Regions from separate parts of the Mus musculus genome. Here regions 1, 2, 3, 4, 5 and 6 are each linked to region 7. A link is a loop called in an ENCODE intact Hi-C map of the cell type or tissue named here. Cell type or tissue: left cerebral cortex. All regions are shown on one strand. Region 1 overlaps Otulin (OTU deubiquitinase with linear linkage specificity). Region 2 overlaps Ank (progressive ankylosis). Region 3 overlaps Ank (progressive ankylosis). Region 4 has its middle 53 kb from the start of Gm36899. Region 5 overlaps Ank (progressive ankylosis). Region 6 has its middle 140 kb from the start of Gm36899. Region 7 holds the start of Ank (progressive ankylosis).

The links. Peaks named below come from ENCODE experiments on the same cell type or tissue, not always from the same donor. Only the 100,000 strongest peaks of a DNase experiment are listed, where the experiment ranks them.
Region 1: a loop joins it to region 7, with 5 times the contacts of the local background. A loop is called at or near these places in 7 of 42 quality-filtered maps.
Region 2: a loop joins it to region 7, with 4 times the contacts of the local background. A loop is called at or near these places in 16 of 42 quality-filtered maps.
Region 3: a loop joins it to region 7, with 4 times the contacts of the local background. A loop is called at or near these places in 12 of 42 quality-filtered maps.
Region 4: it touches region 7 in a loop (2.2-fold over the local background); 2 of 42 quality-filtered maps call a loop at or near these places.
Region 5: a loop joins it to region 7, with 5 times the contacts of the local background. A loop is called at or near these places in 15 of 42 quality-filtered maps.
Region 6: it touches region 7 in a loop (7-fold over the local background); 17 of 42 quality-filtered maps call a loop at or near these places.

What each region holds. Positions count from the first base shown.
Region 1 is chr15:27,611,363-27,615,362 of GRCm38, reverse strand. Otulin (OTU deubiquitinase with linear linkage specificity) reads left to right here. Exons shown (of 7, transcript NM_001013792.2): 5 at 3,726-3,851. Among named protein-coding and RNA genes, the nearest start is that of Otulin, 17 kb to the left of the region's middle. In left cerebral cortex, a CTCF peak has its summit at 2,348 (motif pointing right); a DNase peak (open chromatin) is centred at 2,366.
Region 2 is chr15:27,581,193-27,585,192 of GRCm38, reverse strand. The region is part of intron 8 of Ank (progressive ankylosis); the gene reads right to left. Among named protein-coding and RNA genes, the nearest start is that of Mir7117, 12 kb to the right of the region's middle. In left cerebral cortex, CTCF peaks have their summits at 1,708, 1,907 (motif pointing right) and 2,570 (motif pointing left); DNase peaks (open chromatin) are centred at 1,927 and 2,564; H3K27ac peaks cover 2,531 bases.
Region 3 is chr15:27,534,124-27,538,123 of GRCm38, reverse strand. All of the region lies in intron 1 of Ank (progressive ankylosis), which reads right to left. Among named protein-coding and RNA genes, the nearest start is that of Gm29901, 15 kb to the right of the region's middle. In left cerebral cortex, CTCF peaks have their summits at 1,793 and 2,335 (motif pointing left); DNase peaks (open chromatin) are centred at 121, 1,128, 1,734 and 2,266; H3K4me3 peaks cover 282 bases; H3K27ac peaks cover 3,797 bases.
Region 4 is chr15:27,407,660-27,411,659 of GRCm38, reverse strand. No RefSeq gene overlaps it. Among named protein-coding and RNA genes, the nearest start is that of Gm36899, 53 kb to the left of the region's middle. In left cerebral cortex, no CTCF peak of the experiment used is centred here; a DNase peak (open chromatin) is centred at 1,879.
Region 5 is chr15:27,591,634-27,595,633 of GRCm38, reverse strand. Ank (progressive ankylosis) reads right to left here. Exons shown (of 12, transcript NM_020332.4): 12 at 725-2,530. The coding sequence ends at 2,417. Among named protein-coding and RNA genes, the nearest start is that of Mir7117, 22 kb to the right of the region's middle. In left cerebral cortex, a CTCF peak has its summit at 1,691 (motif pointing left); DNase peaks (open chromatin) are centred at 1,710 and 2,596; H3K27ac peaks cover 2,808 bases.
Region 6 is chr15:27,324,404-27,328,403 of GRCm38, reverse strand. No RefSeq gene overlaps it. Among named protein-coding and RNA genes, the nearest start is that of Gm36899, 140 kb to the left of the region's middle. In left cerebral cortex, a CTCF peak has its summit at 2,380 (motif pointing left); DNase peaks (open chromatin) are centred at 1,776, 1,963 and 2,367; H3K4me3 peaks cover 348 bases; H3K27ac peaks cover 576 bases.
Region 7 is chr15:27,464,984-27,468,983 of GRCm38, reverse strand. Ank (progressive ankylosis) reads right to left here and starts at 2,307. Exons shown (of 12, transcript NM_020332.4): 1 at 1,885-2,307. The coding sequence starts at 1,980. In left cerebral cortex, CTCF peaks have their summits at 2,475 and 3,373 (motif pointing right); DNase peaks (open chromatin) are centred at 2,423, 2,721, 3,163, 3,376 and 3 more places; H3K4me3 peaks cover 3,446 bases; H3K27ac peaks cover 3,269 bases.

The DNA.
Region 1 (4,000 bases), 150 kb before region 7:
ATTATTACGAAATCTGATACTTTTGAGTCTTTTCCTTTGTGGGCCTTTTTAGATTTCTGGGCTTATTTGACACTAATTTTAAATTTTTATATTTTCTAAGAATTTTTGGTGCAAATACAGTCCTAAGTAGTTAAACATACACATTGTATCCCAGAAAAGTAAAGCAACGGCTCCTGCTAACAGGTGCATTCGGGTTACATCACCTACCCCATGTGAAATGGGTCAGCTAAGAGGGTGGGCTGTTGCATGCCTGGAACTGCAGCACTTTCATGCTGAGGCAAGAGTCCTGTGACATTTAAGCTGCTCTGGGTTATGTAGTGCAGCCTTTTCTCAGGAGTGTTGGCTTGCATTTGGTCTTGGACAGTATGAAAATGTGTCACTGGCAGGAGTGATGAGGTGATGGAGAGGTCTTCCTGGCCTACTGGAGTGATGCACAGAGAACTGTTAAATTCCCAGTGGGCTCCTCTTTTCCATAGCATTGCATGTTTGCCTTCCGAGGGCCCCGTCGCTGAGATCAGTATTCACACTGATTGGATTTTGCTTCTGCTCAATATCTGCTGAAGAAACTACTTTCCTGCTCATGCCCTCAGAAACGTAACATGGTTTGGACCTTTCTTGACAGTTTGTTGTATGTTCCTAAGACTTGAGTGAAACACTTGCCTCCAGCTCTGCGTTTGAGGAGCAGGGTGGGGGGGAGGGGGGGAGGGAGGAGAGGTAGACACACAGGTACTGGAGAGTCACTGACTGAGCAAGGGTGCTAGCTGTCTGCTTCCATGTGCAGACTGTGAGCCCAGTGCCGCTAGAGCTTCAGAGGGAGACTAGGCACAGTTAGTGCTCAGACGGCTGTGCTTGCTTGAGAATGACTCCTGGGCAGGGCCTTCTGCTCTGCTCTGCTCAGTCTCTCTGCCTAGCTGCTCTCCTGCTTAGGAGTTGAGCTCTGTCCCTTTTGATGTGCAGCTGTCCCCTTTTCTCTTGTCCTGCCTAGGCTTTCTGATTGTTCTTACTTCTGTCCAGAACCAGCCCGTTTGACTGCAGGCAGATCGTCTGACCCTAGCCCCAACCTGGACATAGCTGGCCAAAGCTGGATCAGCCCCTCACTTGTGAAAAGGGAGTATCCTTTCTATTAGGAGCTTTTTAGTTCTTAAGTGCACTGTATTTGTAAACATCTGTGAATGGATAAGACCTGTGACAGCACTTACTACAGAATGACCCGAAAGCTCCTTGTGACTTCATTTTGAGGTTGATGCTTTTGATACATGCAGTTGCCATGTTATCAAGATTATAGATATTTGTTAGAGAAAACAGGCTGGGCTCTAGGCCAGTCACAGATAATGTGCTTAAGCTACCGAGTGATCCTTAACCGTTACCATCGTCATTTCTTGCTTCAGTCTCCTTCCTCCTCTTCTCTTGCTATCTTTAGTTTTCTTTTTTCCAAGACAGTTTTCTCTGTAATCCTGGCTGTTCTAGAACTTGCTCTGGAGACTAAGCTGACTTCAAATGCACGGTCTGCTTCTTGCTTGCTCTTACTCCAAAAGAAGGCAGACTTGTGTGCCTACTAGAAAGGAATAGTGATTTATGTGGACCCCATGTGTGACCCATGAGAGCATTTAAAGTTGTATTAACTTCTGAATAAATAAGTCCAACTCCATGTTCTTTCCTAATAGTTCTTCTAAACTTTTATTATCATGTGTCTGTGTGAGTGTGTGTGTGTGTGTGAGTGAGCCTGTGTGTGTATGTAAGTGAGCCTGTGTGTGTGTGACTGAGAGTGTGTGTGTGTGAGTGAGCATGTGTGTGTGTATGTATGTGAGTGTGTGTGTGTGAGTGAGCGTGAGTGTGTGTGTGTATGTGAGTGAGCATGTGTGTGTGTGTGTGTGTGTGTGTCTGCCTGCCTGCCACAGTGAGTGTACGGAGAGGTCTGAGGACAGCATTGTGGAGTTTACTCACCATCTGTGCTTACGTGGGCTCCTGGGATTGAACTCTGGACAGCAGGTTTACATGGTCAGTGCTTTCTCCACAGAGCTGTCTTGTTGGTCCTCTAACTTGGTTTCTTTTCTAAGTCTCATTTTTTTTAACTTTTTTCTAAGATTTCCACGCTGGACCTGGATAATCACTTAATCAACAGACTGACCAATGAGTGACTGAGATGAGCAAACTAACTTGTTTCTACCAAAAGTAACTGAGTTGCCTGTTGTACTTGCTCCTTAGGTTACTGTCCAGTGCTACAGAGCCACAGCTCTTCCCGGGCTGCCACCTGCCTCCTCTCAGACCTTATAGCTTTGGAGGAGTATTTTCTCTTGAGTTGTACTTCTTGGAGCCAGGGTGTAATTTCATGTTGCTGCCACTTGAGGGCACATGAGGTTCTGGTGATAAGTCTGAGACTAATTAAACTGCCTGTGCATGTCTCACAAGTGCAGGGCTTGTGGGAACAGTGGGGCTGTTGCAGCTTTAGGTGAAAGGTCATTTATCACAGTACAATACGATGACTAGATGGCTTTTCCGCTTGACTGACACAGAGCACTGTCACTGTGATTTTGAGTTTTGTAGAGACAAGTCATCTTAGTTACATATGATTGCCGTAGACTGAGAAAGCACAATCAGAATTATTGTTTATGAAGGCGTCTCAGAGGCTTAGGTTCTAGTGGAACTGAGCATGCTCTGTTCTGAACTGCCTATTACTGTTAAGCAAGTTCAGCACACGGTGTTAGGATAGGACATTCTGACTCCAGGGATGAAATCTCTCTTTTATAGTGCCAGTTACCCCTATTTATTTATTTGTTCCTCCCTCCCTCCCTCCCTTCCTTCCTTCCTTCCTTCCTTCCTTCCTTCCTTCCTTCCTTCCTTCATGTACGTGTGTGTGTGTGTGTGTGTGTCTGTGTCTCTGTGTGTGTGTGTGTGTGTCTGTGTGTGTGTGTGTCTGTGTGTGTGTGTGTCTGTGTGTACCTCTGTTGCGGAACCATCTCAGTGGACCTCAGGTGAAATCTTAGCAGTGTAGTCTATGGTTTTCATCCTGACACACCCAGGACTCTTGAGAAGATAGAGTTTCTCATGCTGTCATGGCTTGAATTGTGGCCTTCAGATTCCAGATTCTAATGCTGTGTAGGGACAAATGAAATAGTCCAGGAACAGGAACAGGACGTGAGGGCCATAGTAGTTGCCTGTGGCTCTCATTAGAAAGGTGCTGCTCCCACCCTCCCGCTGCTGTGGGCCTCATTCCTCTTCCCCATCTTGTGCTGTGGATTAAGGATGTGTGGGAAGGTTGTCAGGAGTTAGGCTTCACTGTCAGGAAGAGCAGCAGCCTTTGACTCTACCGTGGACCTTCCGTGCCTGCAGTCACCTTGCTGAGCCATGTAATGTATGGTAAGGTTGCCGTAGTCCCCAGCAGCCACAGGCAGTGAGGACCGCTGTGAAGACCCAGTGTGGATTCTTCCTTAGCTTAGCCTCAGATCTGCGCCTTGCCTGTCCTTGCCTGTGTTAGTTCTGCAGGCTGGACTCCTGTAGATTTGAACCAACAGCATTTAACCTTGCAGCCTTCTCTGTGGCTATGCTTTGAGATTGTGACTTCCATATTCAGATTCTCCATCCTCAACCCATATGATCCTCTCGCAGGAATTAATTTTTGAAATAAGGTAGGTTTTGTATGAAGGCTTTGTGGTGTCTTCCTTTTCGGTTGTCTCAGCTATCTGGCAACACTGACACTTCTTTATCTCTGTTTCTTGATATTCCAGTTACCAGAGAAGCTGATAAACAAGTATACCTGGATCAAGCAGTGGAAACTTGGACTGAAATTTGATGGGAAGAGTGAGGACCTGGTTGAAAAAATTAAGGAATCCCTTGCCCTGCTAAGGAAGAAGGTTTGACGCACGAAATTTTCTGTGTCTGATCGGGGTGCAAAGCTTTCTCTTTTGTTGTCCCAGCAGATTCAGTGTTCTAATCTTATTTATTTACTCATATTTATTTTTAAGTTTATAAGGAAGAAGGTTCATTTTAGCTCATGGTCTTC
Region 2 (4,000 bases), 120 kb before region 7:
TCTAAAACAAACAACAACAGACCTGGCCCAAGGCATCACTGTTGTCTAGAGCATTTATCAGAATTGCAGTGCAGCATGTGGTGGGGTCCTCCCACTAGGAGGACCATACTTCTATACACAGATCAGGTGTTATGGTGACTCGGTGTTTCCTGTAACTAGAAGAGTCCTGCCCGCCTGGGGTGAATTCCTGCCACTCATTCTTCATATTTTGCTTCTGGGCAAGAATGCCTCTCATGTTCTAGATGGGATCTTGTCCCTTACAGGACTACTGTGAGCACCATCCTCCTTAGAGGTACCTGTGTGTGGAGTTGGGACTGGTCCACGCTGTCATAAGGTCTAACTGAGGAAGGAAATCAACGAGAAAGTGTAGCCAACGACTTGTGCAGCTCGCCACCCCTGATTGGTCAATGTCTGCTGCTATGGTTCCTATGGCTTACTGGGGGTCCAACTGGCATCGATAGTGGCCTCGTCTAGATACACGTGGGATTAGGATTGATTTCATTTCCCTGTTGATAGTTTCCACAAAGAGTATTGATGAGAATGGGCGGTAGAATTTGACTAGGCAGAGATATAGATAAAAAGACCATAAATAAAAGTAACCAGTTTATTTCTTAGCCTCCTTGCTGTAAACTAGGCATGCCAGGAAAGGAATGTCTATAGCAAAGGTCTTTGGTTCTGCCATGGCCAGAGGCTTTCGAGGGCAGTAAGGGGCCTGTTATTTCCTTATCTCTTTCCCCTAAAGGAGTGCTCTTTCCAGAAAAGCACACTAACGTCAGGTGCCCAGCTATTCCCACCTCCATCCGCAGCAGTGTGGCTGGTGGCCCTCCCCTCCCAGGGTCCTCCTGCCCAGCTCTGCCACCCCCACCCCCTTCAGCTCCCTATGATAAACTCCTTCTTCCTAAAATCCCTCCATGTGGCCTGGGAACTGCATTGTTCAAGTTCACAAGACAAGAACTGGGCTTCCTGGACTCTCACCTCCAACTACACAGCCAACGATACCTCAAGTTCAAAGACACCATGCTATTCCCTGTCAATCCCCGCCACCCTGTTAGAAACAGCTTTAAATACAACATGCCCCTGTTTATGTCTTTGCAGAAAAAACCAAGTGGGTCTTCATATATGTTTTATCAGGGACATGAGAAGTCATGTTTGGGAGGGGGCAGACATCAAAAGGAAGCTAAGGGCTCAGCTCCAACAGCCAGCATCTTGTGTGAACATCTCAGTTGAGAAGGAGAAAGCAATGCTGTCTTCCAGTGTGGAAATACCAACAGACAACAGTGTATGAAACACGCCAAGACGGAGTGTACATCAGCGCTGTCAGAATGACGGGAGCGAGGCTGGAGTGAGCCATCTGCTAAAGGGTGATCTCATGAAAAGCCATGAGAGGCAGCACCTGAAAGGGCAGTGAGAGAAGGTGGCTTTGGTAGGCACCCCACTGGGAAAGAGAAGGACACAAGGAAGAAAACCCAGGTAGGGACTTCTTATGTAAGATCAGGCTGGCAAACGTCAGACTGCTGAAAATAATGGCCAGCTGTATACATCATAGAGTAAACAGGTCTTGGTTTTCTATTCTGAAGCACTAGAAAAGTCACATGATAAGATGTGACGTGTCACCTGATATTCTCCATCCGGCCTGCTGGCAAGCATGGTTATTACACATTTATCGTGAATAATCTGTAATAAATGCTACCATTTTCTTCTAAAGTGTATCCATCGTGAAGATAAACACCTTCAGATGTAGTTTTAGCATCCCTCTTTTTCTACAGAGTAAGGAGATGAAAGTCAGCCCTCCGATTGAGGTTGGATGGGATGAACTCATTCTTCTTGAGAGCCCTGTTGTCATTTCTGCTATGACCCCAGATTCCTGATAAGTCACAGAACACTGCTTGGAAGCAAGGCGACATTTCAAACAGCAGGGGGTGCCATGCACCAAGCAGAAGAGGAGCTGGGTGTCCGGGGCCTGCCAGCTCCACAGGAGGTATCTACAGAATGTTCCATTCTAGTCCTTAACAGGTCTGAAGGATGTCTAGAAAGGTCCACATGCTAGCTTCAGTGTAGCTTTTCAGTAAGTAGCTTTTCAGAATTTGGAACTTAGGGGATGGGGCCTAATGAAAACACATTCAGTTGGTTGAGAGTTCTGTGGATGCGAGGAGGTAGTACAATCAACCATAGGACCGTACCTCACTGTAAAGTCGCAATGGGCAAGATGCTAAGTTTGTATTATGTGTATTTGACTACGACTACTATGTTTTCAAAGGGAGCTGAAGAAATGGATCAGGATATAAAGTTTCTGCTATGCAAGCCCAAGGGCCAGAGGTCAGATAACCAGTGCCCACCTTCGATGCCGTGAAGACTTGTTGGCTACCAGGAGTCTCAGCCCTTGGGAGCAAAGACAAGGGATTTCTAGTGAAAGCTGAAATGAACAAACCCCTTTGGGGGTTAGAGAGCTGGCTTAATGGTTAAAAATACTGGCTGCTCTTCCAAAAGAGCCAAGTTCAATTCCCAGCACCCACATGGTGGCTCTCAATTATCTGTGAGTCCAGTCCCAAGTGATCTTGTGCCATCTTCTGGTCTCTGAGGGTACTGCGTGCATATGATGTACAGAAATATATTTAGGTAAATACCAACACACATAAAACAAAAATAATAAAATAACTAAAGTATCCAAAGTGGAGAGCTATGGAGCAGGACACCTAACATCAACCTCAGCGTGAACACACATGATTAACGTGTATCTGCATACACCCATGACCACACACACACACACACACACACACACACACACACATAAATGCCACCAAATTCTGAGAAAAGGGGAAAATGATAACAATACAACATGCTTGATCATCTGTTTTCTCACAGCACATGTGGACATGCACAGTCTATTACGAGGAAGGCATGGAGACCAGTTTTCATTGTTTGGATGCCTAAGTCTCTCCAGCCCATGAGACAAACTCTCGGCTCTGCAGGGGCTGCTGAATTAACAAGCCCTACCCTGACAGCTCCCAGAGAACCGGGCGGGCGGGGAGGGAAACAGCTCTGTGCAACAGACTCTGAGCAGTTACCCCAGGCCAAGAACTTTCCATGTTTTTTCTCACATAGTCCTTATACGATTCTGGGATGGTGCCTCTGTCACAGATGCTCTAGGACAGGGCCCTCTACCAGGCCCCTCTCCCTATTTCCAGGATGCCCCAAGGCACTGGAAAGAACCGCATCCTGACTTGGTCTGAGAACGCCTGGACCTCTGTCCATTTACCTTCTACCCCTTCCCCTCCCCCTCACACAAGGGAGGCATTTTCTTCTGCTGGATAATGGAACAGTGAGGAAGCAGTCTCCACCTCATGGTTCGAGGGAGGGACCACAGCAGAAACAAAGGCTGACACAGGCAGCCTTTGTTCTAGACAAAGGGTCAGCATGGTACCAAGGCTAGGACAGGCCCCAGCAGTCACCCTGGAAGGCTGAGTGACAGCTGCCCAGGAGGGTAGTTTAGCAACAGGGAGGTAAGACTGGGTCATTCATGGGAACTCAACAGCTAATCTGGACAAAGAGGCCACCCGAACAGAACCTCTGATAGTGGCTTTTAACCTTTAACAACTTGGGTGTTGACATTTTCTAGTTTGTGGGGTTCCAGAAGAGACAAGCCTCACTGAACTGCAGCTTCCCTGGGATGCTGGGGTGACAGCAGGTGGTCCTGCTGCAGCCAGCGCGGGCACATGCTGCCTCTTAAACAAGAGTAGCAGACAAAAAGGGAGTCAAGCCAGGCAGCCCTTGAATTACAGCAAGCCACTCTGAGATGGGGAAACTGAGGACGTGGGAGGCCTTGCAGACCCGGATTCCAGCTTCAAGCCCCTAAGATGGGCATTTTTGATCCAGTGTCTCTGTATCAACCAGTACATGGCTCTCCTAGGGAATCAGACACTATGAATACCAGCATGTAGGTGACCTTGCAGCTTTTCAAAGGTGGAGGCGAATCCTTGGAGCCCACCAATGTTGGATCACA
Region 3 (4,000 bases), 69 kb before region 7:
CTCCATCACACTCTGACCCCACAGGACTGGGCACCCAGCTGGCTCTCAGCTGTAGTCACAGGGACACAAATAGAATGCAGCACTGAGCCACATGATTAGCCTTGTAAGTGTAAGGCTCAGATACCAGTTTTTTCCTACCCCTCCCCCCTTTCACTTGCTTTAGAAGTGTCTGGAAAACAGGGCAAACTATTCCCTGACAGAGTCAAATCATGTTGAGGAATTTACTTAAGAAGAAAATCAAGCTTAGAGGATAAGACCTAGAGCCAATGTGAGAGCCAGCTAAAAGCTGAGTTGCTGGGTTGGTAGTCTGGCTCAGAGGTAGAGTGCTCACCTAGTATCCAGGAGACCTCGGTTCAACCCCTAGAACAGCAAACACACCCACAAAAATAGAAGGTGAGTGAGCCATTGTGGCTCTCCAAGTTCTGACGATAGGGATGGGGAGGGAACAGGGTATTCAAGAGGATGGCTATGCAATTCAGTAAGTGCCTAGAGCTCAGGGCTCCGACTGCCCTGAAGTCCAGGGCCTTATCAGAAAACTCATCTCACTGTTCATTCAGAAATGACTTTTCAGGTTCTGCAAGGTTTCCAGTTGAGGTCTGATATTCATTGCTGAAAGTCCCGCTTTTATTTTTTATCTTTTTAGTAAGAAAAAATGTCATATGTCTCATCTTGGGTTTAGAGGAAGTCGTAGGGCTTACAGGCTAGACAGTCGTCTGTTTTGTGTGGAGATGGTCCAGGCTGTTTTCTAAGCCCTTTGATAATAGATGATTTCTCTCTCTAAAGCTGCAGGGTGTCTGTTACCCCCATCACACCATGAAATAGCTAAAGTGTAGTTTAAAAATCTTTCCGGAATTTGACATCTTCAGGAAGGTGATATCTGTATCAGGACCAGCATAGCTAGGCACAGCCACCTGTGGGGTGACTGGGATGGCCAGCCACTGGGGAGGGCAGTTCTCCCCACGAGTCCGGGTTTCTGGATCCTGTACTTTTCCACTGTTATTGTTCTGTTCGTCTGTATTTTAAAAAGTGGTTGGAGTTAAATTGGATCATTTATCTTCCCAGTAGTTTTCCAGCTCCACTTTATTTTTTCAAGGATCTATACAGCTCTGTCTAGCTGGAGCTCCAGCCAAGAGCTTGACACCCACACACGAGGCTGTGGTTTGAAGGGAACAGCAGGCAAATGAGCCTGGTCTCTTCAGCAGTCAAACAGGGCTCTGCTCTGTAGGTCCATATTTAGTGCTTCCTGAAAACCCCCGAGATGACCTGGTCCAGACAAAAGGTGACCCTGATGTCACTGCCATTTGTGATCCATAGAGAAGAGCTTATAAAAAACAAAGAACCAATTTGAGGGGCAAAAGCTGCCAGATCCTTTTAAGTCCCTGGTCTATGTGGCAAGTTCCAGGCCAGCTAGAGCTACACAGTGAGACCCTGTTTCAAGATAGATAGATGATAGATAGATGGATAGATAGATAGATGATAGATAGATGGATAGATGGATAGACAGACAGACAGATGCCAACCACCAGATCAGGTATAGTGAAGTGAGACCTAATTCAGTGTGTTCCCATCTGTATCTTCATAGGTTTGAGGTAATAAAAAGCATTTTTTAAAATGACCCTCCTAATTTGAAAACAGATTTAATCATGAAGGGACATATTTTAGTGTCGCAAAACTCTTGTCAGCTCTCCCGATCCTTTATTTAGATATGAGCATCATCGGCTCAGCCAAATTTAACCGGGGAAAGCTTGACAAAGAAGGAGTATATTACTAAGATGACTCTAGCGCTCGCTGCTTGCATGCCTACAATCCCTGCACCTGGCAGGTGGAAGACAGAAAGATCAAGAGCAGCCTAGGGCCATCCTCCAGCTTATCTTAAAAAAAAAAAAAATCAGAAAATTCTAGTGTCCTTTTATAAAACGCTCAAGGTTTCCAGTGCTCTTAAAAAAAAAAAAATCTCATTTTTTACCATGATGTGACATTTTTATCGAAACATCTTATTTCCTTGTAGCTTTTTACATTACTCAGACACATAGTCCTCAAATAATAATTCCTGGTTAATATGTCAAGATGCTATTCATTCATGCCAGACCTAAACAATAGGAGGGGTGGGGTCATTGTTCGGTTGGGAAAGTTCATGCCATGCCACCATGAAGACCGACTTTAGAGCCCTAACATCTAAGCAAAGTCTGCTCTTGGGACGCATGCCTCTAATTTCAGGCTGCGGAGGAAGACACAGGAGGATCCTTGGGGCTTGCTAGTCTGTTGGCAAGTCTGGATTCCTTGAAATAAAGCTCTTGTGTGGAGCCCTCTGGTGCTCCAGTATCATAAAAATTACAGGGATAAGCAAAGATTTTTAGATAGGATCTGGAGGCCTGCTTGTGGGGTAGGGGTCATGCTTGGTATTGAAACTTTGCCCAAAGGTCTTTGGCATGGGAGGTCAAAGGTCCTAAGGAGAACCTACTGCGACTATGTCATCCAAGCGCTAAGTATTTGTACACATTAGTGCTGTCCGCAGTCATTGTCACAGAAGCTTCCGACAGCAACTGACACAGAGATTCTTAACTGGTCCTCAAAGGGTTGAGAATAACAGAGTATTGACTATTCAACCCTAAATGGAGCATCTATATGGCCCCGCCCCAAGGCTCACTGTGGAATAGAGGACAGGAAGAACGGAAGAGGTGGAGGATGGGGAGGAGAGCTGTGAAATGCTGTCCTCTGATTCGACGTGGCCACTGCACTCATGAGCTCAAGGGAGCTCGGCTTTCCTGCACAGGACTCCATGAGACCCATGAGACCAAGCCAAGCATTCTAGCAGGCAGCAGTATGTGGACCCGGTGTCCCCCCCCCCCCCCCAACAAAACAAAACACAAGCAAACAGCTACAACAACAACAAAACCTAGGGAAGGAGCAGGTCTGGGTAAATAGATGGCTCAGTGGTTAAGAGCGCTGGTTGCTCTTCCAAAGGACCCACGTTCAATTTCCAGCACCCACTTGAGGGGTACAAGGTTTCTTCTGATCTTCACAGGCCCCAGAAACACAACACATACAAAACACTCACTCATATACATAAACTAAAAGAAAAAGAAGAGGCTATGTTCAAGGGAAAAAGGGATATCTCTCTTGGAGGTGGTGACCCAGAAGAGTGTGAGTGGAGAGTTGGGGGTGGACAAGATATGTATGTTTATATGTGTGATATTGTTGAAGAATAAGCAAAAGATATGCTATTAAAAATAAGGTGGAGAGAGATTGAGACAGGTTTTGACAACCTATGGCCTCCATATGCACGTGTACAGGTACACGTAAACATACACACACACACACACACACACACACACACACACACACACATACACAGAGAGAGAGAGAGAGAGAGAGAGAGAGAAACAGAAAGCTAACTGTGGGCTGGGAGGAGTGCTTCTGTGAACTCTCCACACTTGCTCTGTCCCTGCTAGCCAGATTTTTCCTGATTACTCTGCCACCTTAGCCTTGGGGACATCTGAGCTACTCAGAATCTCCCTTCCCTGCTGTTCTAGCTCCTGACTTAGGAAGTCTATTGCCTTCCGTGATTTCTGCGAATGTTTTTACATTAAGTGACTACCAAATTGCACTTGGCCCCTCGGAAACCCAGTGACAAATGATATCAATGAAAGCACCTGAACAACCAGCCTGTGGGGGACCCTGCTGTGGGGGACCCCGTTCTAAGGTCTTTTTTTCCTGATAATTCTATCACTCAGATCCCAAGGTTAACGTCTACCTCAGAAGACTGTTTATGGAGTTGTTACCGTTTTCTATTCTGCCTCTGTGTTGGGGGAAGGTGTTCTGTGCACGTGTGTTCATGTATGTGGAGGACTCAGGTCAATATCAGGTACACCTTTCAATCTCCCTCCACTTTATTTTTTGAGTCAGGAAGGGACAGGGGGTCACAGTATCTGGTGACAAAGCCCCAGTCCGGTGACTGTTCTGAAGACTGGGCTCAGTGGCTCTCCTGGGCTGAAGCTCT
Region 4 (4,000 bases), 57 kb after region 7:
GTGTGTCACTGTGGGGGAGGGCTTTGAGATCTCCTCCTATGCTCAGACTCTCTAGTTTAGATTCTAGTCTTCTCCTGGCTGCCTGCAGAAGACCGTTTCCTTCAAATGAAGATCTGGAATATTCAGCTCCTCAAGCACCATGTCTGCCTACACGCCGACATGCTTTCTGCCGAGATGATAATGGACTGAACCTCTGAAGTGTAAGCCAGCCCCAATTCAATGTTGTCTTTTACAAGAGTTGCCTAGATATAAGAGTTGGTCATGTTGTCCCTTCACAGCAATGAAACACTAACTAAGACAATACCCATAATGTTTTAATCAATGAAACCAACCATCTTAATGCCATATTGTAGATTTGAGTTTCAAGGGTGTCTCTGCTTCCTTGGGTATGACGGGCTTCAGGACATGTCATCCCTAGATTTGTCATGGTGGCATTGCAGAAACTTTTTTCTTACTTTTGTAAGATGTCTGTCATCATTTCTACTCTGCCCCCTGTAGCAGGTCACAGACTGTGGTTTGAGAGTGGTCCTTCTCACACTTGGAGGAAAACATTTGTTTCTTGAAATCTCTGAGGACAATGGAGCCTAGAGAATAATTTAAGCAAGGGGGGTGCTGCTATGTTCCCTTCAGGGTTTCAACACTAGATCAACTCCCATCTGTTCAGTTATCCTTCTCCATACTTATTGATATCTTTATCAGATCTAATGTTCTGGTTTCATTTCTGCTACTGTAGCAAAACACTCTGACCAAAAGCAACTTGAGAAGAAAAGAGTTGATTTGGCTTATACCTCCAGGTCACTATCCATCCATCAAGGGGAATCAAGGCAGGTACTTGAAGAAGAGCTTGAAGTAGAAACTATGAAGGAACTGCTTGTTAGCTCACTTTATAGCTTTCTCTCACCCAAGATCAGTCAGATTCTCTATACAGCCCAGGAGTGCCTGCCTAGGGAATGCTGTTGCCCATAGTGGGCCAATCCTCTTGCATCAATTAACAATCAAGATAATCTTTTGCAGGCAGGTCCAAAAACCAACCTGATAAAGACAATCATTTGCCCGAGATTTCTTTTTGGGTGATGCTAGGCTGGGTCAAGTTGAGAGTTAATGTTAACTAAGACAACAAGATTTACTATTTTTAAAAAAAATATGTGACTTATTTGTGCCTTAGGGTTTTAATTTCGGAATGTTTACATGTCCCTTGACAATTATACTAAATATCCACAGTCTCAGTACTGTGAAGGCAGAGACAGGTGATCATGAGTTTAAAATTTATGCTACATAGCAAGTTCAAAAACAGCTTGGGCTCTACATAGCTAAGTCCTGCCTCACATGCCAACCATACAAAAGGTTATATTAAATAGATTTGTATGATGTTCTAGGTTTAACCTGTCTTCTCTTATGGGGGCCTTAGCTGTGACCCCCAGCTCTAGGTAAAATATTTCTCATTTTCTATTAATTCCATTTTTCTCTCAATCTTTTCTTTCTTTTTCATTTATAGGGAAGAGGTTATAAATCATCTTTAAAAACTGGGCAGTGTGACGAGTGTAGCAAATGATGTTGTAATACAAACACGAATAGGCTTGAAGAAGGTTAATACCGGCAATGATTGCAAAACTAAGCTGTTACGAAGTTTTACGTGCTTTCTGTTTGCACTCTTGGGTCTACCGCCTTGCCCTGCTCGGCCCAAGGTGTCTATCTTCATCTGAGGTATGGCCCTGAGATAAGTCAGTGGAAACCTGTCTCCATCACAGAAACGCCAAGGGAAATCTTACAAAAGCAAAACAAGTGCTTGACATTTAAATCAGGCATTTGCCGCCAAGCTGTAGGTCTGACCGTGAAGCTTTGACTAGAGAGGATTTCTCAAAACCCACTCCTATTTCTCAGCAACTGGAGGTGGAGAGATTCAGAAGGGAACCTTCCAAATAAAGGTAGTCTTGGTGACATCTCTCTGGACAAATGATCTGGAGGAAGCACCATGCTGGGCCGTAGACAGTATAGAGAGCGTGGCCATCTGCGCAAACCTTACGCTTTGAGTTTGGGGTTCGGGTGGCCGTGCAGGTTGCTCTACCTCAAAGCTGGGGCAGGAGCTTCACTGCAGAAGACGAGGAGGCAGCGAGGGGCTGAGGTTTCTTTTGTATGAGTTAATCCTGCTTCTGCAGGGAGACAGAGGGAATCTAGAATCTCCCTCTTCTTAGTGTTGATCTGAGGAGGAAGGCAGACAGGCAAATGGCATTGGTGATTCAGGGGTGCCCTCTGACTGTGAAAGCCAGGGAGGTCAGGTCAGTGAGGAAGCAGTACCTGACCAAGGGGCAACAAAAACTATGTTCTGAGCAGATGGAGAAGGGAGATTGTAGCAGAAGGCACACATCCACTTAGTAACAGAAGTCAGGGCATGGGGTTTAAGAACTGGGTGGTGAACACACTGGCCAGTGGAAGGAGAGCTAAGACCCCTGTCAGTTTTCTGTTTCTCTCATAGGTTTCTCAGTGAAGAAGTGCTCATTTCATAAACACTGAAAGCAAAACTAACAACAACAAACTGCGGAAACACACGAGACACATTATTTGTTTCTTCAGTACTCCACAGCTATCTCGACATGTCTATAAACAGCAATCTTCCTAGTTCCAATTTCTCTAATACATGTGCATAATTTTACAAAACAGAATTATACATTCTGGTTCAGTTTGCTTTCTCTCTCTCTCTCTCTCTCTCTCTCTCTTTTCAAGACAGGGTTTCTCTGTGTAGCCCTGGATGTCCTGGAACTCACTCTGTAGACCAGGCTGGCCTTGAACTTAGAAATCTGCCTGCCTCTGCCTCCCAAGTGCTGGAGTTAAAGGCGTGCGCCACCAGGCCCAGCATCTCATTTTCTTCTACCTTTTCTCTTCTTGGATGTGGCCTTCACTCTCCATTTCCCAAGAAAACTGTTAGTTGCTTGGTATGTCCCCATGTAACCATTGCATGTCCATAAGACTATGCATATGGGCATGAGTAAACCACATATACACATATTGTAGAAACATTACAACACACATACATGTAACTACATTAAATTTTATCTCACTCACAAAGATGGGCTTAGTATACCTATATTCTGCATCTTCTCTTTTTAAAAGGCACTTTTATTTTATTTTATGTGTATGAGTGTATCGCCAGTATGTATATCTGCACCATGTGCGTGCCCAGTGCCTGAGGATGTCGGATCTCCTAGGACTGGAGCTAAGATGTTTGTGAGGTGTCATGTGGGCACTGGGAATTGAATCCAAGTCCTCTGAAAAGTCAGCCAGTGCTCATGACTATGGAGTCATCTCTCCAGCCACCTCTTAGCTTTTGTACCCACAACCATCTCTTGGAAGCCTTCCAGTTCAGTGGCCTGACTCCTGTTCACCACAAATGGCTTTAATAGTCTACAGTGTAGGTGTGTTATAGCTCACTTATCACTCTGATGATCTTGAAACATTCGTTTTTTCTTGATTCTATGATATGGTGGTTATCTGGCCACTATCATGATATAAACATGCTAGCATTTCAATGTGCGTGTGCAGTGATGGTGGTGGTGGCGCAATGTGTATGTGGAGGTCAGTTCCTGCTGGAACTGGGGCTCTTTTTTTTTTATCATGTGAATTCTGGGGATTTAACTCATGTTACCAGGCTTGGTAGCAAGAGTGTATACCCACTGAGCCACCTTGCTGACTCATTAGATTCTATTGTATGGATGTGAGAGTGTGTGTGTGTGTGTGTGTGTGTGCGCGCATGCTTGTCTGCCTCTGTTAAGCTCCGCTCTATTTCTCTACTCCTAAATAGTCCAGGCTCCCTGTCTAGGGGATGGTGCTGCCCACCGTGGACTGGGTCTTCCTACATTAATTATCTTAATTAAGAAAATCCCTTCACTTCTGAGACATACCTACAGACCAACCAGATCTAGGCTATAGCCGTCCAATGGCCTTGGGAGAACTGGGTTTACCTGAAAGGGGGGGCTGGAAATGAAAAGGATGGGTGTGCGAAAGA
Region 5 (4,000 bases), 130 kb before region 7:
GTGTGCCAGCACCCAGTAAACAAGGGCAGAGCCAGCAGCAGGTCAGGTGTGCACTTAGAATGACCCTCGGTTGCCCCTCAGATAAACAGGCTTCTCTAGTTTCTCGGAGAAAACCCTCACTCTAGAAAGGCCATCCTAACTCAGTATTTTGAGGAAAACTTGTCTCCTGCCTCTGCAACTTTAGGTTGTATTTGTCGCTTAACCTTGAGAATGATCTTCCCACAGTCCTTGAGGATTTCACAGACATGGTCCTTTTCAGTTTGTTAGCTGAGCAATATGTTTAAAAAGAACACTCAGCTGCTGAGCTAGAAAGGCTGCCCTTAATGCTTGTGGAAAGAGGAGAAAGGCCCTTCCCAAGTCTAGGCCGTGGAATTCTTTGTTTGAATACAACAGTATGGCAGCTGTCTCAGGGTGTCAGGTGACAAAACAGGCCCACAGAATGTGTGTGGAGGAGCCTGTACTAGGAGGGGAAGGTCAGAACAAATCCCCCCAAACCGCAGCTCCATTGCAGAGGCCTGGGCCTGGCACTGCATTCCAGGGGCTCGGGACATCTTACACAGCTGATGTCCAGTCATCCTGATGAAGGCGGCTCTGGGCTCTAAGCTACATGTCCCAAGTGCACAATAAAGAGATACTAGCTTTTCTTGACTTTAAAGGGAAAGGATTTCGAATTTGATATTTGGTATTTAAGCTCCAACCCCAGAAGCATGAAAATAGCCACACATTTTAAAAAATATTGCTGTTTAATTTTCTAGTCATGTACTTTAAAAAGCCAATACAATTAAGACTTTCAGTTATCTTTCAGATCTGCCCCTGACGTCACCCACAAGCAGCTACGGAAGCACATAGGATTTGTTCCCATGGTGGGCACATATGAGGGACACTGGGTATCTAGAAATGGAAATGCGAGCCTGTGTAGCCCTGACAGTCTTAACATGAGGTTACACAACACCAAAATAATAAGCACAAGAGGCCCGCCTTCCGCCCTTTTCCCTCCGCCCTTCCCACCTTTGCCTGTCTACAGTAGTGGATCCATTTCCTCCCGAGGTTGCCCATCAATTGGATCTGTAGGCCCTTACATTCATACACAAGGGACGTGTAGAAGGCTGTAACATACAGCGGTCACTGGTACAACCCGAGTAAGCTGTAGGTATGTGGAGCATGAAGGCAATCACTGAATTGTATTAGAGACATTTTATTGAAAATGCGAAAATAGGAAATGTATTATAGCCTAAAATAAATTACATAACATATACAGCATATATTTATATCTTTAAAATATTTGTTTTGTTTAGGTTCTTTCAGTCTAGTTACTTTGACTAAATCAGGAATTTAGTGAACTGTGTCCATAATTTTTTTTAAAGGAAAAAACCCGCTTTCCAAAACTTAGAAAAATATACTGCACTAAGTGGATTTCCAATGCATTATTTCCGGGGTATCACATAGTGACCTTGATACTGTTTATAAAATGTCTTGCTTTATGGTGTGGAGGGGAGTACCATAGTACACTCGGTTACCTGTCCTGCAGAAATAGGCGGCACATCTACATCAGAAGTTACGAGACAAGACCCTGGCATTAGGATGCTAGATTACGACTTAAAGCTTTGCTCACTGTGAAAACGAAATGGACAGTTAGAGAAATGGACAGTTAGAACGCTCCACTTCTCGCTCTAGTGCCATCTTCAGGGAAGGCGAGTAAACGCAAGCCTTCAGGGAAACTCATGCGGAGGGTGCTGACACTGGAGCTGCACTTGCGGGACAGCTCTGAAAAGTCAGCTCATGTATATACACTGTGGGGTGCGGCAACTCAGTGAAACCAGGAAAACAATGGGATGCTGACGATCAAGTCAGTTGGTGACTGACCCAATTTCTACAGGAGATTAAATTCCCACTACGTTGGCCCAGCAGGGCCACCAGCCCTTCCTCTGGGAACAGGGAGACTGTGGGCTGCAGCCTGGGGCCCACCAGTATGTGCGGCAGATAGTTCATGACTCCAGAGCCACAGTGTTGGGGAGCAAGTCAAGAGAGGCTGAGCTTCAACCTGTTGATTCTTAGGAGGAGGCAAACATGAACAGGAAAAGTCTGGCCCAAGTCCTTTGGTTCCAAAGTGGAGATTGTCCAAGGGAGTAGAAACGTTGACCAAGAGGCAGCTCTATCTTTTGGGTTTTATGAAGCAGGGGCGTGAAGTCAGCGATTCTGAGTTACAAAGCGACAGTAAAGACCTTTCTTCAGGTCCCTGCATCGGTGAGCATACCCAGTATGCTAGAGAATTTATACGAAACCTCTAAATCAAGGCCTCTTTCATAACCAAGAATAAAAATTAAACAACAGAAAACAACTTGATGGGAGGAGGAGGAGGAAAGAGACGACAGTTGTTGTCCTGACTGTCCCTGCGGTGGCCCCCAGCAGCCTGTGCTTACTCATTTTCTTCTCTCATCTCTACGATGTCTGTGACCTCCTCTGTTGGAGGCATGTCGGTCATGGCCGAGTCTTCTCCCTCGGTGGCTGACTCATTCTCCATCTTCTTTTTCTAGATTAAAAGAAGACACATCACAGTGGGGATGTGGGCAGGACACACCACACACTGCTGGGGGCGGGAGGCCACTTTATGGTCCAGGCTGAATCTAGCTCAGTACGCTCCTTTCACCGTGGCTGTTCTTATACCTGCTGTATGCTGGGTACTGTGGGGAACTCTGTCCCTTATACCTTTGCTGACATGCTTTGGAATGCTGCCCCAAAGCCACACGCTTTCTCTAGAGTAGTCCTTTCACCTGTGGTTAGTGGGTGTCCCGCCCCTCTGACAGCTCTGGCTTCCCTCTGCCCTGTGGACCGCGTATCCTGATTCCTGGTGGCCTCACTGACGAGCTGCTCAGCAGTCAGCCGGCACTCGGGCCTCCCCAGGTCCATGCAGACCTTGTGTTCTCGAACTCTGTGGCTCTTCCAGCACGTTCCTTTCAGGACCTGATTCCCACCACCGCTCTGTGCTTCTCCTATGGCTCAGCCTCCTGAAGCCTCTCACCCATCCCACATTGGTTTAATTGTAATGCTCAGCAATTATAGTCATGTCTTTCCTTGCTTTTCTTGAGTCCTATTTACAAGATTAAACCCAGACCTCAGATAGGTCCAACTCTGTCTCTGCTGGAAATTGCCAGCATGGCTGAAGGACCCAGAAGAAGGCCTGGGCTGAGCTGCCCACTGCAGGGAGCCGGTCTCTCTGTGGCGGGGCTTCCACACCCTGCTCTTCCCAGCTGCTTGGTCTTCCGCCTGGCCTCTGGCCTCCTCTGTCTTCTAGCCTTCCTCATGGCCCTTCCTCCGGGGCAGCTTGGTTTTCCACTTAATTGACCGAAGCATAAGCAAGCAGATTTCCCATGACTATTCCCCACATTTAGTGGAGGCTCCCATCTCCCATCTTACCTGCCCACTCTCTCCAGTCTGTACTTGGCCAGTTGGCTGTGCTGTGCTGTCCCTTCTCCCACTAGTGTCCCACTCACTGGGTCAGTCTCCAGTGCAGTGGAGCTTTACCCCCCTTAACTAGTTTTCTGAAGTTTCCTTTATAGCCCTCTGCCCTTTACTTATGGTCTTCAACATTTTCACCCTTTTCTCCTGACCTCCATGGCCCCGACCCCTCAAGTCTACCCTTCACAGTGAATTCCATCATCTGTCTGTCCCTGGGCTCTCCTTCCCTGGTCTCTTAGCAGTTGTGTTGTTTTTATGTACCCTGCAGCACAAAAGTATACACATCCAGGCTCTGCCTTAGGCCCTGTCATCTCTGTTGGTTTCCTCTCCCTGGTTAATCTCATCTAAGTGGATAATACAGGGTTTCTGATCCCAGAGAACTCACAAATCATGGAGAGGAAGGAAAAAAAAAAAAAAAAAACAAACAGTTTCTGTGCAGTTTGAAAACTCCTGCCTTCAGGACAGACTAGCTCTGTGCTGTCAGGGTGAGGGCCTGTAATGGGCTGGGTATGGTGTAGAAGGGACAGGGTGGCTGTGCAGAATT
Region 6 (4,000 bases), 140 kb after region 7:
GTGCTCTCACTATGTTACATTTTCTCTGGAGACTAGAAGAAAGCTCCCTACCCCCTAGAAAATTGCTAGTGCCCCTCTTCTTGGCTCCTGGTTCTGAGATTTCCTTCTCAGCATGAGTAGATTCCCAGATATGATCACAGCCAGCTCCTGTCACCCAACACCAGCGGGACCAATACTTACTGGAAGCATCTCTGATGACATCTCTCATTTCATGTATGAATTAGAGAATCTACATTTCTCGGACATTCCTGTTATGTGCTCACGTGGCTTTGTGTTCATGCCATGCTATTTCTTTTTAGAGCCGGCCTCATATTTCCTTTTATATTGACAAGGGTCTGTATTTTTGAGCCCCATCGTTAGATAGTGCAATATGGGTAAACTGAGTGTCATGATGACTAAGTGACTCTCTAGCACTTTACAATGAGTCAGGTAGTGAGACAGGAATAGAAAACACAACTCTAGTCTCCTAAATTGTTTTTTTCCTGACCACTAGACCACACTTCCTCTCCAGACTATGAGACACTGGAAAATGAGAGTCAGGCTGAGAGTAAATATGGAGGTGAGCCCGCAGAAACACAATTTCACTTGTTCTTAAATCATGTCGTTTAGCAAAGGAAAACAGCAAACACCCCAGTGTCTTTACTGTCATCCAAAATTGCATCCTGAACCCACCATGGATGTAGAACAGGAAATGAGTCTGCCCCAAACCGACATCCCTTTTCCATTTAAATGATTTTGAAAAAGTGGTTGATTTTCCCGTCTGTATGAGATTTCCCTTACAAAAGAAAAAAAAAAGTATTTGCAGTTCAAAACATAAATAAAACAAATTCGTCAGTCACGTGTTTTACTAAATGAAATCCAACAGTTTTAGGCTTCATAGGAAAAACAGGCTGATTAGACGCAGCAGGAAGGTGAGTTTATCGTGGACCAAGTGTGGCAAAGAACAGCACGCAACACATGAAGGTGAAAACTGGGGCAAAACTGTGCAAGGATGTGGGTGTGAGTCTCAACTCTGCTCCTGACTTTCTTCTTTTATTTAAATACGTACACACGTGATTATGTACTTTTTGTGGGGGGCTGGGCATAGGTAACCCTCAGTGTGCATACAACTTCAATGAATCTATTTTCCTCTCCACCATATGGATCCCAGGGACTGAGCCCAGGTTTTTTGACTTGGTGACCCTCACCCGTTGAGTCACCTCACTGGTCCCCTGACTTTCAGTGTTGAGCATATCCAACCATATGTGTCTGAAAGGGGTCATAGCACCTGCCTGCCTGCCTGTCTGCCAGTAGCCTTGGTGTGGAGACAGACAGGATAAGGTGAATGGAAGAAGAGCTGTGTGCTGGACAATGAGATATGGCAAGCCTCTGCCCCATGCCAAGGTTGCCCGGGTAGGCCAGTCATCTTTGCACTTCATCTCCAGTAACAGAGCTCTCAAAGGCTTCTTCTCCATGCTTGACTAGAACTTAAAACAAAAACAGTCTAAACAAGCTTCTTTTGAAATCAATTCTTGGCCATGGAGACAGAAAACAAGATATTTCCTTTTGGCGAATAGCTCCCCCTCTTCCTCGTCATTTAGCAAGAGGTATCTTGAACTGCTCTCCTGAAATCCGATGAGAGATGTGAAGAGAATATTTTCCACTCAGAGAAAAGAGCCGTGCAGTCTGGGGAAGCAGGGCCCTCACTGGGAGAGAATGAGTGCCAAGAGCTGTCTCACCTTGTGGTTCCCGGGCAGGCCTACAAGCTCTACAGATAAAGCCCAGACAGCAACTACTGGGAATCCTGGAAGGTCCTTTTGGGGGAAAAACAACAACAACCTTCCATCAGGGTTTCCATCTGTGGGTGGAATAGGAGGCTATTGTTCCTGGAAACTGAAGAAAAGGCAGGAATTTACTTTCCAAATTGGGCAGCAGCCGAAAATTCAGCACAGCTCACTGCTCAGCTGCTGCCCTTTAACAGCAGGTGATGGTGTGATTTTTCTCAATGGAGCAAACAACCTACTGGAAAGCTCCTCAGACTGTCACTAATCTCTACTGGCGTCGCGTCGGTTTCTTGTATGTCAGCAATTCATGATGCTCCGTGTTTGCCATAAAGAGATTCCTTATGTGTTGGTTGTGTGACCCCCTTATCGTAATCTCAAAAGACAACGATCTCTACCTTCTCTCTAAAATAAATCCAGTACAAGACAATCCCTGCCTTCTTTAGGGGTGGTGCATGGTCTGATGCAGAGGACTGTACTGCCCCGTGCCAGAAGTAGAATCAAGGGAGACCTTTAGAAAACAATACCTGCCAGGTACCTCACGCACGTGTCTTTTATTGTGTAACTTACATGCAAAGGGTTGTGGGTGGGCTGTAATAAATCAGCGCCATCTAGTGGAAATGGGCAAAGCTACAAGTCACCGCTCCACTGCTGTGTCACTGCCAGTAGGACACCTTCCAGCTCAGTCACTTCTCAACGCAGTCTTATTTATACTCTTCTATTTAAACGGGTTGCCCCATTCTGCTTTGAAAGCTAAAGGCTAGTCCTAGGTAGAGTAAAAAGACTGGGGACTGTGTAAATAAATGTTCTGGCAGTAATCAAGATAATTGTACCAGTTAGCATGTGAACACTAATGTTTGGTTTATAGTCATCATATTTCATCCTTATAGGACTCTGGGAGACAGTGCTGTTTTGTTGAGAAGGAAACTGAGGCACAGAGAGTCTATGTAACTTGCCTGGGCCACTCTTTTGCTACTGGGAAGACACCAGTCTTCCTTGTGTCCCCCTGCCTGAATGGGGTCGTAAATATATGCTGGAGTAGACAGAATTCCAGTGTTAGGGCTGATGGACAGAGTCCCAGAATAGGAAAACATGGTGGATATTGGTAGATAATAGGTGTCCCATAGGTCAAATGGAAGTTGGTTCGAGCCATACTCAGTCGTTTTTCTGTTTTGTGTTCCTGGGAGAATTACAGTATGTTCTGAGAACTCCAGGTTATTCTGAAAAAAAAAAAATGGCGACAGGGATATATCTTCCTCGTGGAGGAGGAGCTGGTAGTATGGGGAGAAGTGTGGGTGCTTGCGGTCTGGCTCATGGTGGCTGTAGATAAGATTTTTCTTTTTAATTCTTTGAAAACGATTTTAGACGTTCATCAATTAGAGAAGAGTCCCTCATGGGGAGTAGACAGGTCGGTTCTTAAGCTCTGAATTCAGCCTTCTATCCACCTGGAGTTCTTGTCCCGCCTAGGACAATGTGTGGAATGTGCCCCTCCATAATCCTATCTTCCTTCCCACTGTTGGTGCTCATAGCAGGACCAAAGCTGGCAGGTGCAGAAGTTGTCCTTGGCGCCGTCCGTGGGTGATCCTGCTCTTGTGCTCTTTGGTCTCTTTGGTGTTCATGATGAATGTGAGGATAGGAAGGTGCAAGAAGGAGATTCTTGTTACAGAGTCCTTCTCTGAGGCCTCCAGGGCACAAAGGGCTTTTATGAGAAGGGACAGAGGGAGGATATGGAGATATTGGTTAGGAGGCAGAGGCCTTTGTTATTTAGTCTGCTGTCTCTTTTCTTTTTTCTCTGTCCAAACACAACAGAGTCATGGGCCTCCTGCACCTAATTAGCTAAAGACTATGGACAGAGAACAGCAGATATAGTGGGTTCTGGGAATCTCAAGGAAGTTTTACCAGTTTACATCTCCACCATTTGGGTAGACCCTTTAGAACTTAGACTGTCTAGTGAGTGGGAGGAAGATGAAGGATAAGGGGGGAGGAGACAGACAGACAGACAAAGATCTGCCAAGTAAAATGTCCCCAAAGAGCTGCCCCATCACAAAATGGTGTATTCCTGTCTGGCCATCTAGAATTACCTATCATTTTCTCTCTCTAAAGGAGATTTTAGTTGTATTCATGTGTGCATATGTGTGTGACCACGTGTGAATAAGTGCAGGAGCATGCTCTGTAAAGGCCAGAGAAAATGTTGGATCTCCTGGAGTTGGAGCTACAGACCATACTGAGCCACCTGATAT
Region 7 (4,000 bases):
GCATGAGATTCACCATGCCTAGACCTCTCATTCATCCCTCAAATACAAAATGAATAAATATAACATGGTGTTTTAACCAGGTACTTGGTAATCAACGGATGTAAGTGATTAATGTTTTAGACTACCAACCACTAACAATGGGGGAAGAGAGGATATATATATATATATATATGTATATATATATGTATATATATATAATAAAAAACAGTTTCTGTGAAAAGTGAAAATAGATATTCTTAAAATGTGTTAAGTTTATTTATTTTGTTTGTTTGCTTTTGAGACAGAGTCACACTGTGTAGCCCTGGCTGACCTGGAACCCTTTCTGTAGACCAGGCTGGCCTTGAACTCACGACTCACCCGCCTCTGCTTCCCTAGTGCTGGGATTAAATCCACACCTGGCCGAAAAACAGGTTTTGTAATTGCCAGAATACTCCATTGTATCGCCTCCCCAACCAGCTATAAAATGATAGAGAAGTCCATAATGTTTATGGAGAGAATTAGGGAACTAGAATAGACTTATAGGTCTCTTAATGGGCACCTCATAACACACATGCTCTGAGACTTGCTGTGTGATTTCTTTTTGTGATCATCACCCATGTGCAGTGTCCAAACTTTTCAGGGGAATCTAAATTTCCACTCTCAAAGTTCTGCCACAGGCTCAGTGTAAACGCAAACTTGTGTTTATAATCACAAACAAAACCTACCTACCCAAGAAACACTTAAGTGACATTCCTAGTCTTCTTGTTCTTGACAAGTCCGAGGCTTAAAAGCTGGTGAGACGTTTTAATAATTTTCTATGTCTTAATCATCTCCAACGCATGTGAAGCAGATACCTCGTTTTCCTGTGCTCCTGTATCGACTCTTCACCTGCCTGTATGAATTATCCTTCCCTACACAGAGGTGGGCTATACCTGCCTACCCAGTGACTGTCAGAAACTCCTCACTCCCGCCTCCATCCAGAGCCCCTTAATGAACAAAAGAGGGTTTATCCCACTGCTTTGAAAGGAAAAAATAGTACATTTGCAAAAGTAGGTCTATCTTACACTTTTGAAAAGGTCCAGCTCCCACCCCCAAACCCTCTCCCGGACCTTAGGCTGTAACTGCAACTGCCAGGAAGCCCTGCAAAAGGGTACCAGTGCCTCACCGCCACGGGAGAGCCTGCAGCACCAGATTGGTAATGACGCCACATGGAGATAGCGTGAAAAAAGAATGAGAAGGCAGCACCAGAAATGTGCTCTCGTCCAAAGGGGTGGAAGGAAGAGAGGAGAGAGAACACACACACACACACACACACACACACAGAGAGAGAGAGAGAGAGAGAGAGAGAGAGAGAGAGAGAGAGAGAGAACAGATATCCTAAAGTAGATATAATCAGTGATCCTCTAGGCAAGGTACCTCCTGGACACCCCTAATCCTTACCTAGGCTACATGCAAAGATGTAAATTTGGAAGTACGTGGGAAATCAACTTGGAGACATTGTAAGGCAAATTCTCCCACCATCACTACCATCACCAAACCCTGTGCAAGTAAAAAGCCAGCACTAAATGCTACTAGAAACTACATGCAGTTCTGGGCCCGAGGTTTACATAATCACAAATTACATAATACTCATCCCGAGCACTAAACCCCTTTCTATAGGTGAAGTTCCCCATCATCCCGTCGCTTGCTATTTTCCAAAGAACGCTGGAAAAGTCTCCAATATCTGCGGAGGGAGGGGATGGGGCGCTGCAAAAGTCACCCTCGACAAGCCGCAAAGCCACGTCAAATGGTCCAGGGTAAAGGGGGTTCGGAGCAGGTGACTCCTCTCCTCCCGCATCCCCCCGGCGCCCGGCATCCAAGGCCGAGGCTGGGCGAGCGAGGCGCACCGGGCGCGGCCGGGCTTACCTGCTCCCCGAAGTCGATGGCTATGTTGGTGATGCCGAGGGGCACCAGGAACCGGATCAGGGGCCAGTAGTGCGTGAGCGCCGGGAATTTCACCATAGTCCCCGCCGTGGGCTGACCCCACACTCATCTGCCGCCGCGAGGGCACTGTGCTGGGAGGCGCGCGGAGCGCAGCGCGGGGACGGAGGCCGCGGCCGGCGGGGCCTGGGGCGGCGGCTGCTCGCGGCGGCGGCGGCGTCCTCTCCAAGCGCTGCTGCTCTAGCAGGAGAGCCGCGAGCTCAAGTCCATCCCCGCTGCCCTCCCACACAACAAAGATCTGCCGGGGAGAAAGAGAGGAGGGACAGGGACGGCAGCGGCGGCAGCGGCGGCGGCGGCGGCGGCGGCAGCAGAGGCTTCTGCTGACAGCGGCTCCATTATAAGCGCTCTGGGCCCGGAAATAAATAAATAACCGCGCGCACGAGGCGCCTCCGCCGCCGCCGCCGCGCCGCGCGGAGGAAATCAGGGGCGGGCGGAGGCGCGACACCGCTGGCGACCCGGGAGGGGGCCGGCCCGGCGCCGCCTCCCCGCTCCGCTGCGCACGGCTCGGCCGCGGGGGGCGCTGCGCTCGCACAGGCCACTGCCGTCCGCGCCCGCGGGGGACCGGGGCGCCGCCTGAGCCGAGCGCGCGGAGCGGGGAGTCAGGCGGGGCGGGCGAGCGGGCGGGGACTCCGGGTGACCCGACACCGACAGCCCCATGCTGTCCCCGGAGCGTCCGGCAAGGCCGTGTGAGCGCCGTCTCCAGAGTTGGGAACCAGGAGTAGAGCTTCGGGGACAACCGAGCTGGAAAGGCCTCGGCGTCCGGGCGGCCTTGAGGCGGACTGGGAGCTGCTTTAGGGTGATGGGGATACGGCTGCATTAGTGGGAGAGAAGGATGGTTTACCAAAACGAGCATCTCGCATCTCTCGTGACAGAGATCTGCAGACCCTGGGGAAAAATACACCGGGTGGCAGGGACTGACTGTCCGTCCTGGACTAGGGTTCTGGGATGCTCCATACCGGTCTCCAGCTTTTGCTAGTAATGTGCAACCGTTTACTTATTTAAAAGTCGACCGGTAAATATGCTTAAAAAAAAAAAAAAGGAAAGAAAATCTGCTCGGCTGTGTTATAATATGTCCCCAGTGATTTCATGATAAATCAGTTGCTGAGCTGAGACTTTTACCTAAAACTGAAAAGCTTGACAAAGCCAGCATCAGCCGGTGTCCCAGTATAGTGTATGAAAAAAGGGTCCAAGCCAGTGACTGAAGCATTCACAGCAGGGCGGGGCTGGCCTCCAAGAGACGAGTACAGTCACACAAAAAAGCTTAGCTCGTAGAGGGTCCTGTGCCTGCTTTGGCTCTCTGTTTTTGCCTTAATACTTTTCATTAATATTTATTTTATTATTTTATGTCTATGGGCAGATATTTTTTTTTGTCTGCATGTCTGTCTGTGCATGACATGCTTGTCCAGCACCCACAGAGCCCAGAAGAGGGCATTGGAGCTTCTCCTGGATTCCAGAACATTGTGAGCTACCATATGAGTGCTGGAATGGAACCCGGGACTCTGGAAGAGCAGCAGTCGGTGCTCCTAACTGCTGAAACATCGTTTTCTTCAAACCCTGGTCTTGCCCTCTTGAAATGATGAATTTCTGAACAAGGGGCCTTAGCTTTTCATTCTGTAGCAGTTGAGATAGATGGTTTGTTCAACTTGTATCTTCCTATGCATCTTTTTTTTTTTTTTTTTTTTTTGGTTTTTCGAGACAGGGTTTCTCTGTATAGCCTTGACACATCTTTTAAAATAAACATAATGAGTTAAACTTGTGTATTACTTAAAACATTCAAGTATTTTGTCCTAAGAAATGAACCCATTCCCTTTATCTCTGTAAGGCTCATATTAATACTATATTTGAAGGTAATCAGAGGCAGGAGGATTGCTGTAAGTTCCAGGCCAATCTTGGCTACATAATGAGTTCCAAGCCTGCTAGGATTTTGTAGGGAGACCTTGCCTTTATTAAATACATAAATAAGTAAATAAATAAGAGCTTGAGACATTAACTTTCTGGTGCAGATTTTTCCGACTGCATCGCAAGTATTAAATATTTCCAT